Linked DNA regions of Homo sapiens: region 1 is linked to region 2. Evidence: chromatin contacts called from ENCODE Hi-C or POLR2A ChIA-PET data. All regions are on one chromosome and are shown on one strand. Each heading gives the region's core, a stretch centred on a gene start or an enhancer-like site at or near the end of the contact. The rest is flanking DNA. Distances are from core to core; before and after follow the strand shown.

Evidence for each region. A loop is a pair of places that touch in the nucleus more often than their neighbours do. ChIA-PET counts read pairs that join two places held with the same protein, here RNA polymerase II (POLR2A). Pooled maps may share reads with other maps.
Region 1: a loop to region 2 is called in a map of heart right ventricle, with 4 times the contacts of the local background. The contact joins the enhancer-like site here to the promoter of SOX9 in region 2. A Hi-C loop is called at or near these places in 23 of 168 maps with a recorded cell type or tissue (CD8-positive, alpha-beta T cell, HepG2, IMR-90 and 11 more) and 15 of 50 pooled maps. POLR2A ChIA-PET finds 5 or more read pairs at or near these places in 10 of 52 experiments (AG04450, Caco-2, GM12878 and 5 more).

What each region holds. Positions count from the first base shown.
Region 1 is chr17:72,184,633-72,190,407 of GRCh38, reverse strand. No RefSeq gene overlaps it. Among named protein-coding and RNA genes, the nearest start is that of SOX9, 66 kb to the right of the region's middle. RefSeq lists an enhancer at 4,541-5,042. Within about 2 kb of position 2,672, at least 4 of the 41 ENCODE cell types and tissues checked have a DNase peak (open chromatin) inside an H3K27ac peak, as active enhancers do; they include heart right ventricle, where a contact is called at or near this core.
Region 2 is chr17:72,116,927-72,122,494 of GRCh38, reverse strand. It overlaps SOX9 (SRY-box transcription factor 9), which reads right to left and starts at 1,475. Exons shown (of 3, transcript NM_000346.4): 1 at 673-1,475. The coding sequence starts at 1,103. It also overlaps a transcript of SOX9-AS1 not described here. RefSeq lists silencers at 490-589, 1,500-1,829, promoters at 1,443-1,588, 1,443-2,210 and enhancers at 2,312-2,812, 4,178-4,799.

The sequences.
Region 1 (5,775 bases), core at 1,423-3,922, 67 kb before region 2:
GGCTCTGGGGGCACAAAATGAAGAGAGGAGTATGAAACGGGAAGTACTTGACTCCTTCCACATAAAGACAAGTTGGGTGCTCCTTGGAGCGTGGCCGTTGGAGATGTCTCTTAAATTGTCTCAGTACAATTTGCCTGAACTTATTAGACAAGATGTGGACTGAGACACAGGTGGCCAGCCCTGGGAATGAGTTAGCTGTGAAGGCTCAGAAAAGTCAGCTTTGTAATCTGGGTGCTGCCTAAACTTCCTGTGTTTTCTTTGTTTGTCTTCCTTTTGGTTTTCTCTTCCTAGTCTCTCCCACACTTAAATTCCAGTCTCTCATATGGGCTAAGGGAAGCCAAGAGAGAGAGAGCTGGCCACACTTGGGCCAGAGCTCTGAAGGACAAACAGTAATTCACTCCCAGGCTGACATAGCTGTGGATGTGAGAGTCAGAGGGAGAGATGGGGGAGGGGAAAGCAGAAACTCAGGTGCCATGTTGACATTGCTGGCAACCCCCATCTCCCCACCTGGAGAATCAGCTTCCAGTTTTAAAGCCTTGGGGACTTTGTGTTTTGTTTGAATAAGGGAAGCTGTTTCCCTTACATCCTTTCAAAAATAAATAAATACAAGACTGTCATATCATTTTACAGATGCTGCTACCAACAAACAAAGGGTCAGAGCTCTGGCCAATTTCTACAAACCAGAAGATCAGAAGGCAAGGAGTGCAATGCAAGGGAGGATTTTAGAGACTGAGAAAGCCAATTAGCTGGTCTATCTATGTTTCATGTTACTCCCACCACTGCTGCTAGTAACAAGAGCATGCCTCCATTACTACCACCCTCATCACCATCATCATTACTACCACTATCACCACCGTCATCATCACCACCACCATCAACACCACCATCACCATGAACACTACCACCAGCATCATTACTGCCATCACCATCACTACTACTGCCACCACCATCACTACCACCATCATCACCACCATTGCCACCACCATGAACACCATCACCACCACCCCCACCATCATTACCATCATGATCACCATCAACACCGTCACCATCACCACCACCACTACCACCACCACCATCACCACCACCACCACCATCATCACCACCACCACCATCACTACTATCATGATCACCATCAACACCACCACCACCAACACCAACACCTCCATCATCACTACCACCATCATCACCACGAACACTACCACCACCATCATCATTACCACTATCACCATCACTACTACTATTACCACCATTATCATCACCATCATTGCCACCATCATCATCACCACTATTGCCACCACCACCAACACAACCACCACCATCATCACCAGCACCACCATCACCACCACCACCACCATCACTACTATCATGGTCACCATTATCACCACCACCACCATCACCATCAACACCACCACCATCACTACTATCATGATCACCATCATCACCATCACCATGAACATCACCATCACCATGAACACTACCACCACCATCATCACTACCACTATCACCATCACTACTACTATTACGACCGTTATCATCACCACCATTGCCACCATCATCATCACCACCATTGCCACCACCAACACCACCACCATCATCACCACCACCATCGCTACCATAGTGATCACCATCAACACTACCATCACCATCACCACTACCACCACCACCATCACCATTACCACTACCACCATCAATACCACCACCATCGTTACTACCACCACCTCCACTATCACTACCATCACCACCACCACTATCACCATGACCGCCACCACCACTGCCACTTTTGGTCCCACTCTCTCTACCACAATTACCACCTCCAAGTAGCTCTCAGGAACACCAAAGTTAGGGTCAGCTGACCTTAACCAAAACAATGCATGCCAGATTGTTGAATCAGATGGGGGCCACTGAGCCTACGGATGCATTATTCTAGCTGACGGGACTGAAAAAAATAATTTATCTTATAAAGGTAACCCTAAAACTACTGGACAATAGCAGCAACCTGATGTGAAGTTTCCAGTCTCAGAGCCAGAAGACCTAGGTTCTTGTTTTTGCTCTGCCATCTGCCAACTGAGTGACCTCGAGCAAGTCACTTCTCTTTGGGGACTCAATGTCTTACCTATAAAATCAGGATCATCAAAACCTATGGTCTTACAGAGTTTAAAGAAGAAAACACATGAAAACACTTATTATCAGACTGACAAAAGGTGCTAAAAATCCTTCCCTTCATCCCTCCCTCCCTCCTTCCCTCTCTCTTCTCCTCTCTTTGTTCTTCCCATTTTCCCTCTTATCGTTACTCCTAGATCTGAGATCCTCATCTGTCCCCAACCTCAATTCAAACTCCAATACACAGTCATCAATATAGGACACTAATAAACCTTTATAACTACTCCTCTAGTTCCTAACATCCTATTCACAATGTGCGTTTTCCCCAGAGAGGAGAAAAGCTAGCCCCAGTACCCAGGCACCCAACATGTGAAGGACGGATGAGGAGCAGGGCAGGGGAGTGGAGAGGGGCGGTCCAGCTCCTCCAGAGAATGAGGTCAGGCCCTGTGCGAGGGCTAATTAAAAGGTCAGGCTTCATTTCTTGTGTCTTCCAGGGGAGCCCACAGGGTGAGCAGGCGGGGGAAGGCCAGGCTTCCTGAAAATGCCTGCCAACTTTGTATTGCAGCTGCTTGCTGGAGAGCTGGCTCAGGAGAGCTGTTTGCTTTGGCCAGATGCGCTACACGGAAACAGTAGTAGGACAATGTTGGGGGAGTGGTAGGGACTAAGGCAGAGGGGGCCCTGTGCATTTTCAACAGAGAGAAAAGTTTTCTTTGCAGGCGGTGTTACGCCTCAGGCTGCCTCAAGGAACCAGCTGTGACTTGGGTTCAAGAGCCTGGCCAATAGGGATGTCAGATGATGGGGCCGTGTGTGATGGGAAGAGCATCTGCGCCTGTTCGTGAAGAAGCGGGTTGTGTGCCTCATGGAAATCAAGCGAGAGTCTGAGGAGAGTCAGACTTTGGCTTATTCTTGCCTGTCTCCCTTTGGGTTGAATTCTCATGAGATGATAAAGAGCTTGCAGCTAACGGGCATGTGTGCTGTCAATCCAAAGAAGAGATGACCTTAAGCTGGGTGGGGGACAGGAGCAATGTGGTCAGGACATGTTACCAGTAGATGTGGCAGATCCAACAGGGGCTTCCAGGTGTCACTATTACCAGTCTTAACTTTTTTTTTTTTTTTTTTTTTGCAATAGTAAAGTAAGATTTCTTGGGCACTACTTGCCATTCCAAGTGTTAAGTGCTTTACATACATAACCTCATTCAATCTTTAAAAAATAAATTTAGAGATGACAACCCTACAGCTCAAGAAGTTCAGATTGGTACATCACACAGCCAATACAAGTAACAGATAAAATTTAGACCAAGATCTGTCTGCCTATGAGCCTGGGTTCTTAGTAGCCCTGTGATGCTGGACCAGGTAGTGATAACTCCTTCCCACCAAGTTTTACAACTTACCCTAAGGACCACCCAGGGATGAGACTGATAAAAGGTTGAGGATTTCATGGATGATAATATAAAGGTGAGAAGCCGAAATGAAACCAACTGTAATCCCAGCACTTTGGGAGGCCAAGGCAAGAGGATTGCTTGAGGCCACGAGTTCAAGATTACCTTGGGTAACATAGCAAGACCCCATTTCTCCAAAATAAAAAAATATATATATATATGGTGGTACATGTTCACCCCGGCTACCCTTTAAAAAAGAAAATTAGAGGCAGGGTCTTGCTATATTGCCCAGACGGGAGTGCAATGGTGTAATCATAGTTCACTGCAGCCTCAAACTCCTGTCCTCAAACAATCCTCCCGCCTCAGCCTCCTGAGTACCTAGGATCACAGGCATATGCCGCTGTGCCTGGTGATCTCCCTTTCGTGACTCTGGGAAAAAGTAGATGATCCTTCAGCATTTTCCAGAAGCGGAGTCTCTGAGAACCAACCTTAATCTGCAAGAATAATTTGATTTCTTTCTACAGTGCTAGGACTGGACAGAAGAGAAGGTTGAGCAGGCTGACAGATGAAGACAACCTTATGCCTAGGAGAATTGCAAGGGCAGACTTGAATCTCATGCTTCGGTCTCCTGAGCAACTTTGAAGGGCAAGTGTCTTCCGCACGAGCTATGTCGACTGAGGAAACCCCAATGGAGTTTCCAGGGTCCACCATGGCACCTGCTCCTTCCTCCAATAGAAGACAACTGATTTTTCCTGGTCCCTTGGTCCCATACCTTGTTGTGCTCTGGTGGGGAATAGATACCTAGTAAGGATTTTTCTACATATTTTGCTCTCTCAGAATTCAAAACATCTGGGATGGGAAGCAGCAGTGCTTGACTGCTGGGGTTGTCTGGGGGCCTCAGAACTAGTGAAGAGGGATTTGGAGGAAGAATCAGCTACTTCATCATTTAAGGAGAACCTCAACTGCGTCTGTATCCTCTTAACTTCCGGTCACCGCAGTGGGTCCCTCCTGCCTGCTCAGCCACCAGTCGGTCGCTGCAGAAGAGCTGACCACCCCCACCCATCCTTTGTCCGGGGAGGAAATTTGGACTCGAAGGCTCTGGCCCAGAGCCTGACCCCAGCCTGCTGCTGCTCTGCTGTAATCTCCTCCCCCTCCTTCCTCCTGTCTGAGTTTCTCCATGTCTCAAAGAGCAGGTTTCAAAAATAAGAGGCTAACACACCCTTGGCAAGTGCTGGGAAGAGGGAAATGTGTTTGACACATGCTCACCCAGAGTGCATGGAGGGCTCCCAGCAGGATACAATTAATGATCAAGGGGGAGGAGGGGATTGCAACAATACGTTTTTTTTTTCCCCTCCCCATATCCCTAGTTCCTGGAGTTTGGCAACATTTCATGGTGGAGAGAAAAGCATCCCAAGGATCTGTACATAAATAGCTGGTGCACATCGGTCTCAGGTGTAAACAGAAGGAAGTCCAAGGTATGTTGCTCATCCTATAGTACAAATGCAAGGATTTGCAGGAAAACTGGGGCGTAAACTGGAAACCAGCTAGCTAAAGGGCATTAGGAAATTTTCCCCCAAGTTTAATCTTTTGAGCCTTCAGGCTAATTTTGAAAAAAAAAAAAAAGAAAGAAAGAAATTAGAGAAGTGAAGCAGGATAATTAAAGTTATTAAAACCTGTCTATAGTTAGGCTAAGAAGTCCACAGGCACCTGAGCTTCATAGGGGGTCAGCATCAAAAATGGGAACGGAACTTTGTGTTCCACATCTTTAGAAGGCCAGTTTGGTTCCTGGGCATTTTAAGACTAGAGAGCCAAAAACCTCCCTCCTAATGAGAAAATTTTATTTTAGAATGGTTGAATCTCAGAGTTTTCTTAACACAATGAGGTAATGATGCAATGCATCTCCCTCCTCCCACGCGGAGTAGGCCTCTGTAGCCTACCAGCTGCCGAAGAGGCTGCATGTGACAGAAACACTCCAGGAATCCCCAGTTCCTTTCCTCCCAGATGCCCCAGGAAAGAAAAATAAGGAAATAAAAGAAAAAAATCAAGTAGATTATAAGAAGTTTAAGGGAAATCAGATTTAGAATTATTGGAGTAACTTGGCCAGGTGCGGTGGCTCACGCCTGTAATCCCAGCACTTTGGGAGGCCGAGGCGGGTGGATCACGAGGTCAAGAGATCGAGACCATCCTGGCCAACATGGTGAAACGCTGTCTGTACTAAAAAAAATACAAAAATTAGCTGGGCATGGTGGCACACGCCTGTAGCCCCAGCTACTCAGGTGGCTGAGGCAGGAGAATC
Region 2 (5,568 bases), core at 226-2,725:
CCCTCCCTCCCCTCCCCTTCTATTTCTATTTTGGAAACGCTGGAGATGAAAACGACTCCCGGTGCTGCCCCCTAAACGCCTTTGCTGCTCGACTTACCGCCCCCAACCCCAACCCCCTTTGAAAACTTTCCCCCAAATTACTTAAGCTGCAAGAAGGTCCCCAATTCTCACCCCCCACCATACACTCCCACCTATTTCCAGTAGCCTCCCTCCTCCCGCCTCCCAGTTCCTGCCAAGGGTCTCCTCCAACCTCGGTTTCTCCCTTGCCCCATCTCCGTGGACAGTGGGGCTGCACGAGAGAGTGCAGTTTTAAGAGGCCGGGTAGGAGGGAGGCAAGTTTCACTTCCCCGCCCCGATTGAGCTTCCAGGCGACTGGAGAGCAGGCTGGCAGCCCCCTCCTTCCGTCTCCCACCAGTCTTCGTCCATCCTCCAGCTACCTCCCTCACCTCTTCCACTTACCACCCCCCTCCTCCGCGTCCCCGCGAGCAGCCCAAGAACTTTGTCAAACTCTGAGCCACAGTTACACCCCATTCCCACTCCCAACCCCATCCCGCCGGCTCCCGGAACGGCAACTCCCGGGCGATGGGAGGCGGGGCGGGGCAAATCAGCCCTGACCAGCGCCCCCAGCCGCCGCGATGCCCACCCTGCCGCGCCGCCCCCGCCGGGTCCTACCTCCAGAGCTTGCCCAGCGTCTTGCTGAGCTCGGCGTTGTGCAAGTGCGGGTACTGGTCCGCGAGCTTCCTGCGCGCCGCCTGCGCCCACACCATGAAGGCGTTCATGGGCCGCTTGACGTGCGGCTTGTTCTTGCTGGAGCCGTTGACGCGCACCGGCATGGGCACCAGCGTCCAGTCGTAGCCTTTGAGCACCTGGCTGACCGCCTCGCGGATGCACACGGGGAACTTGTCCTCCTCGCTCTCCTTCTTCAGATCGGGCTCGCCCTTGGGGAACGTGTTCTCCTGGGGCCGCGTGTTCTCGGTGTCCGAGCCGGAGCCCGACGGGCAGGGCGAGCCCGCGGAGTCCTCGGACATGGTGGGGCTGGGGGCGCCGGACAGGCCCTTCTCCTGCTCGTCGGTCATCTTCATGAAGGGGTCCAGGAGATTCATACGCGGGCCCGGGGCAGGGGGCTGGTGGCCGGGAAAGGCGAGAAGCCGCGGCGGCTCGGGGACTCGAGGCGCGGGCTCCTCTCCCCTCGGCTGCCCGGATGCGGAGCAAGCGGCTCCCGGGGAAGCTGGCGCGTCGGCCGGCTACCGCGGCGAGCACTTAGGAAGGCGCGGGGTGGCCAGTTCACAGCTGCCCGCTCCAAGTGGGGGGAGGCGAATTGGAGAGGAGGAGGAGGGGAGGAAAAAGAGCAAAAGTGGGGGCGCTTGCACCCCTTCTCTTCTCCTCCTGCAAAGAAAAGTTTCCGGGGTTGAAACTGGCGAGTCTCCGCGCCACTGAAGTTTCCAGTCAGTTTCGAGCTCCGCTTTCGGCTCTCCAACTCCCAGCCCAGGGTCTCTTTAATAAATACTCCGCCTCACCTTAGAGCCACCCGCCAATCACAGCACAGCAGTCCCAGGGTTGGCAGGCAGCTGATTGGACCCGATTTTGGGGAGGGAGGAGGATTGTGGCACTGGGCTGGGTGACGAGGCGGGAGGGGAGGAGAGGGGAGGGGATCGCAGCCAAAGGGCGGACGGTAGGGTGGGGGGGCGGGGGGTGCTGCGGGGAAGGCGGGGGACCCGGGACTTCCAAGTGTGTAAGTTTGTCGTACTCTCGGAATGCCAGAATTTTAGTGCCTTCTCCGCGCGAATCTTGTGTGTGTGTGTGTGTGTGTGCGCGCAAGTGTGTGTGTCTAGACTAGGATCTACCCCCACCTCCGACATTTCTTTTCACTGCTCTCTCCGCGGCACCGGGGACTTAGCTGGAGTTTGCAGTATTCGAAAAGCAGCCGCTTCTTAATGCGTAGCCGAGTTTACGCGCCTGGAGCGAGCCTGCCTGCCTGCAAAAGTGCTTAGAAATAGTCTTTTGAAGCAAATGTTTTGGTGACTCAACGCCCGCTGTTCCTCCGTAATAATCCATATAAATAGATTAACATGCTCGGGTTCGCCGGGGCTGGTGCGGCTGGTCAGGATTCTGCTGCGCTTTTGCAAAGGGAGTCAATGGAAAGCAAAGCTAAGTCCCCGCGAAGGTTGGCAGCGGCGGCCGTGGCCACGCAGGAGCCCGGCGCTCTCGAGGCCGCCCCGCGCCACATCGACCTTGAGCTCTGACAAGTCATTCTCCAGCCCCCTCTACCCGCGACCCTGCCGACGCTCCTCAGTAACAGGGCTACTGCTCTGACGTTTTGGTCTTTGCCTCCTGGCCGGGTCAAAAACGTCAGCCGAGTCGCCCTGTCTGGGGGAGAGTTTGCTAACTGCTCTGGCTTTGAGAGATAGAAGTTTGCCAATGCGGCTGTCCCGGGCCGCGAGGCCCAGGCCGGTCACTTGGTTTGTAAAAGACCAAACAAATGGGCACCACCGCAGACAAAACGCTCCACTCTGGCGGAGTCATGCTGCTTGCCTGCTTTTGCTGGCATTTACGAAACACCTGAAGGGGTGAAGCGCCGGTGCTTCTGACTCTAGTCCGGTCGGTTCAGACCTGCATGTAGTTGGGAGTTCTGGGGGAGGCATTGGTGGTGTCTCTCATGTATTTCAAGTGTGATTTGAGCACAACCTTTGTGTTTACACGAAATGCTTAGAGCCAGGTTGGGTAAGTGCGGAGCTATCTGCTCTGGGATAGAAGAAAAGTCTTGGTCGCTTGCGGGTTCTGTGCTTTCAGAATCCCAAATAAACGCACAGCATTGGGAAACTCTTAATTTTAAACTCCCCCCCCCCCCCCACCCTTTTGGGCTCTTGCAAAAATTCGCCTCAATTAAATTATTGTTGTGGTGAATCGGCCCACATCATAATAAAAACTAGTTTTTTTTTCCCTTTCTAATTTGCGAAGTGAGGACACTATCACAAGATCCAAATCAATGTCCTTCCGGGAGAATTTCTTAAAATCTTGTTTTCTCTCGTTGTCTTCGGAAGAAGCCCGACATTTCTTATAGGAAATGGAACTCTTCATAAGGTAGTAAGTTACAGCCTTGTTCAACAGCATTTTTTTTTTAACGAATGTAACTTCTTCAAATGGGATGTTTCTGGTGCCCTATAGCTCGTTTACAAATTTAAGAGATTTGCATACAATAGCTTCGTATCCAGGGCTCTGTGATTACTTTCAGAAAGTGTAAGAACAGCATCGTCCTTTCCTAGGAGAAAAAAGTCCGCGTAGTGTGGACCTATTTCTGTGTCCCGGGTAGAAGGGCATTGTGTGTACAGTATAACTGTGTAATTCTCAGACACCTGATTCAGGAGACTCGGAGACCATCGGGCAGACATTTTAGCCAGGTCGTCTGTACTTAGTTGTATGATATTGTAATTACCATGTTTGCTGGAATAAAGTCAGTGAAGAGGGCTATGACTTTAAGATATTTTGGAATATTTCACTAAATATATGTCAAGATATATACGTATATGTATAAATATACTTTTAATGCAATTATGCAATAAGATACTAATATGTAGAGTTTTACATCATAAACGACGGGGATTTATACATTTCCCGTTGATTTGATGCAAGCATTTTTGAATTTTACATCTTCCTGAAAACTTATGAACAGGCGACTTAAAAATGGACTGCAGTTTTCATCTGTATCCAGAGGGGGCGCCAAAAGCCCAGAAACTGTTTCCAACTCCGAGAACCAGGGAAAACTTGGATGGTGGTGGCTGGGGGTGGTGTGTTCCAGTCAATCTGGACTGCTTTGCTGCTGAGATTTATATTTGCAGGAATTCCTACGCGATATTCCCTCCTGTGCGGATCCACCTCTGCGCAGCTCAGTGAGGGAACTTGTGTCTGTAGAGATCCGGGTGAAAAAAGAGCACTTGAGATGCCAGCCGTTCTATTCTGCGCAGAATTTGGGGACTGAGGCCAGGAGAAGGCCCCTATCCCCCAGGTGCCAAGCGTTGCCACCGTCAGGCCAAGTCTAGCGCGTGGCATTGTCAGCTCGCGAGTGGATCGGTCCTGCATTTCTGCAGGGGCCTCCTGGTGTCCACTCCCCTTTCCCCATTCAGGGGCTCCATTCGCTTCGTTGTGTCTTTCTCAGGTCGCCCCGACCCCTCCTCCCTGACCTGGGAAGACGCGCGCAGTCCCCGACCAGAGGACCTCAGACACAGGTAGAAGGAAAGGAACCCGCTCCTGATGTTCAGGTTACAGATCTGGAAACTAAGGCTGTTGACCCAGTGTTGGCTAGAGCATTTTGCCAGGGGCGAAAGGAGCCAGGGTCCTCCATCTGATGCGGTGAGGGAGGGAAAGGGCGCAGGTCACGAGGCAGGAGACGGAGGGCGCTTCTCCGTGTTCGGGACGTGCTTTCGGATACCCGCTCTTGAGCAAGCGCCGCGAGGTCTGCCGCCGGGAGCGGAGACACAGAGGTGCGAGTGGCTCCCCAGGGAAGCCCTCGGGAAACCGAGGTCTGGGATCTCCCCCTTTCCCCCTCTTGCACGTCCCGGACCGGCGCCGGGCTCAATTTCCCCAGCGGGGGCCGCCAATCTCTCCTCCGCGTCTACGCGGGAGCTGAGACCGGAGCCCAGAGTTGCTGGCGCAGGGCGAGTTTCTCGCAAACACTCAGTGCTCAGGATGGGGGTGAGGGATGCGAGCTGATGGGGTTCCTTTTACCTGGCGAATTAAGGACCACAACCTCCCTATCCAAACTTCCTTAGCAAAAGTGGGGACGGTGTTTAAATCCGTTTTCGGTAGGGACGCTTTTCTGTCCCTAGGGAAAGTTTGGTGGGGTGAGCAGCGGCGTCCCCCAAATATCTCAGCCCCGGACAATGTTCTCATTAGAGGTGATGGGAGAAGGGGTTACCCCTTGTCTATTCCAGTTCCCCAGGCCGGGTCCCTTGCAGGTAGAAGACTCCTATCCCTGGAGGGACAGGTCCCCGTGTCGCGGGCTCCCAGCCGCTCCTGTAATTAGTACATTTCGCTGGGCTTGGAGAGTGTTTATCGTCCGCTCTTCACGCCGGACACGAGTTTCTTGTGGAAGGGAGCGGCCGGTAAGCCCGTCTCTGGACTGGCGCTGGGCTGGACAGCAACAGCTAAGGGGAAAAGGAAAGTACCAGATAGCGTCGTAGGTGCGCAATAAATATCTGTTGACTGATCGAATAGATGTCACCTGTGGACGTGTTGCCCGAGTGAGTGCATGTCCCATCACAGCCGCCAGACCTCCCAGCGACAGTTGCGAACACGCGATGCTTGTGCATTCCTGCGTGTGTATTTCTCCCCACACGGGAGCCCGACTTTGGGAAGTTGACCGGCATGTGCCACTCAGGGCTGTGGAATCCCGACTCCGCTAAAACTGCAGACCAAGAGGCCCGTTTCAGTTTTCTTCCCTTTCCTGTTTTCGAAAAAAAGAAAGATGAGGTGGACGGGAGGTGTCGGGTGAGGGGGCGCGAACCTCCAATCTGCCCTGGTGACCTGGCCGGGTCTGGGGGCGTCGGGCGGCTGTAACACAGCAGGGCGCCC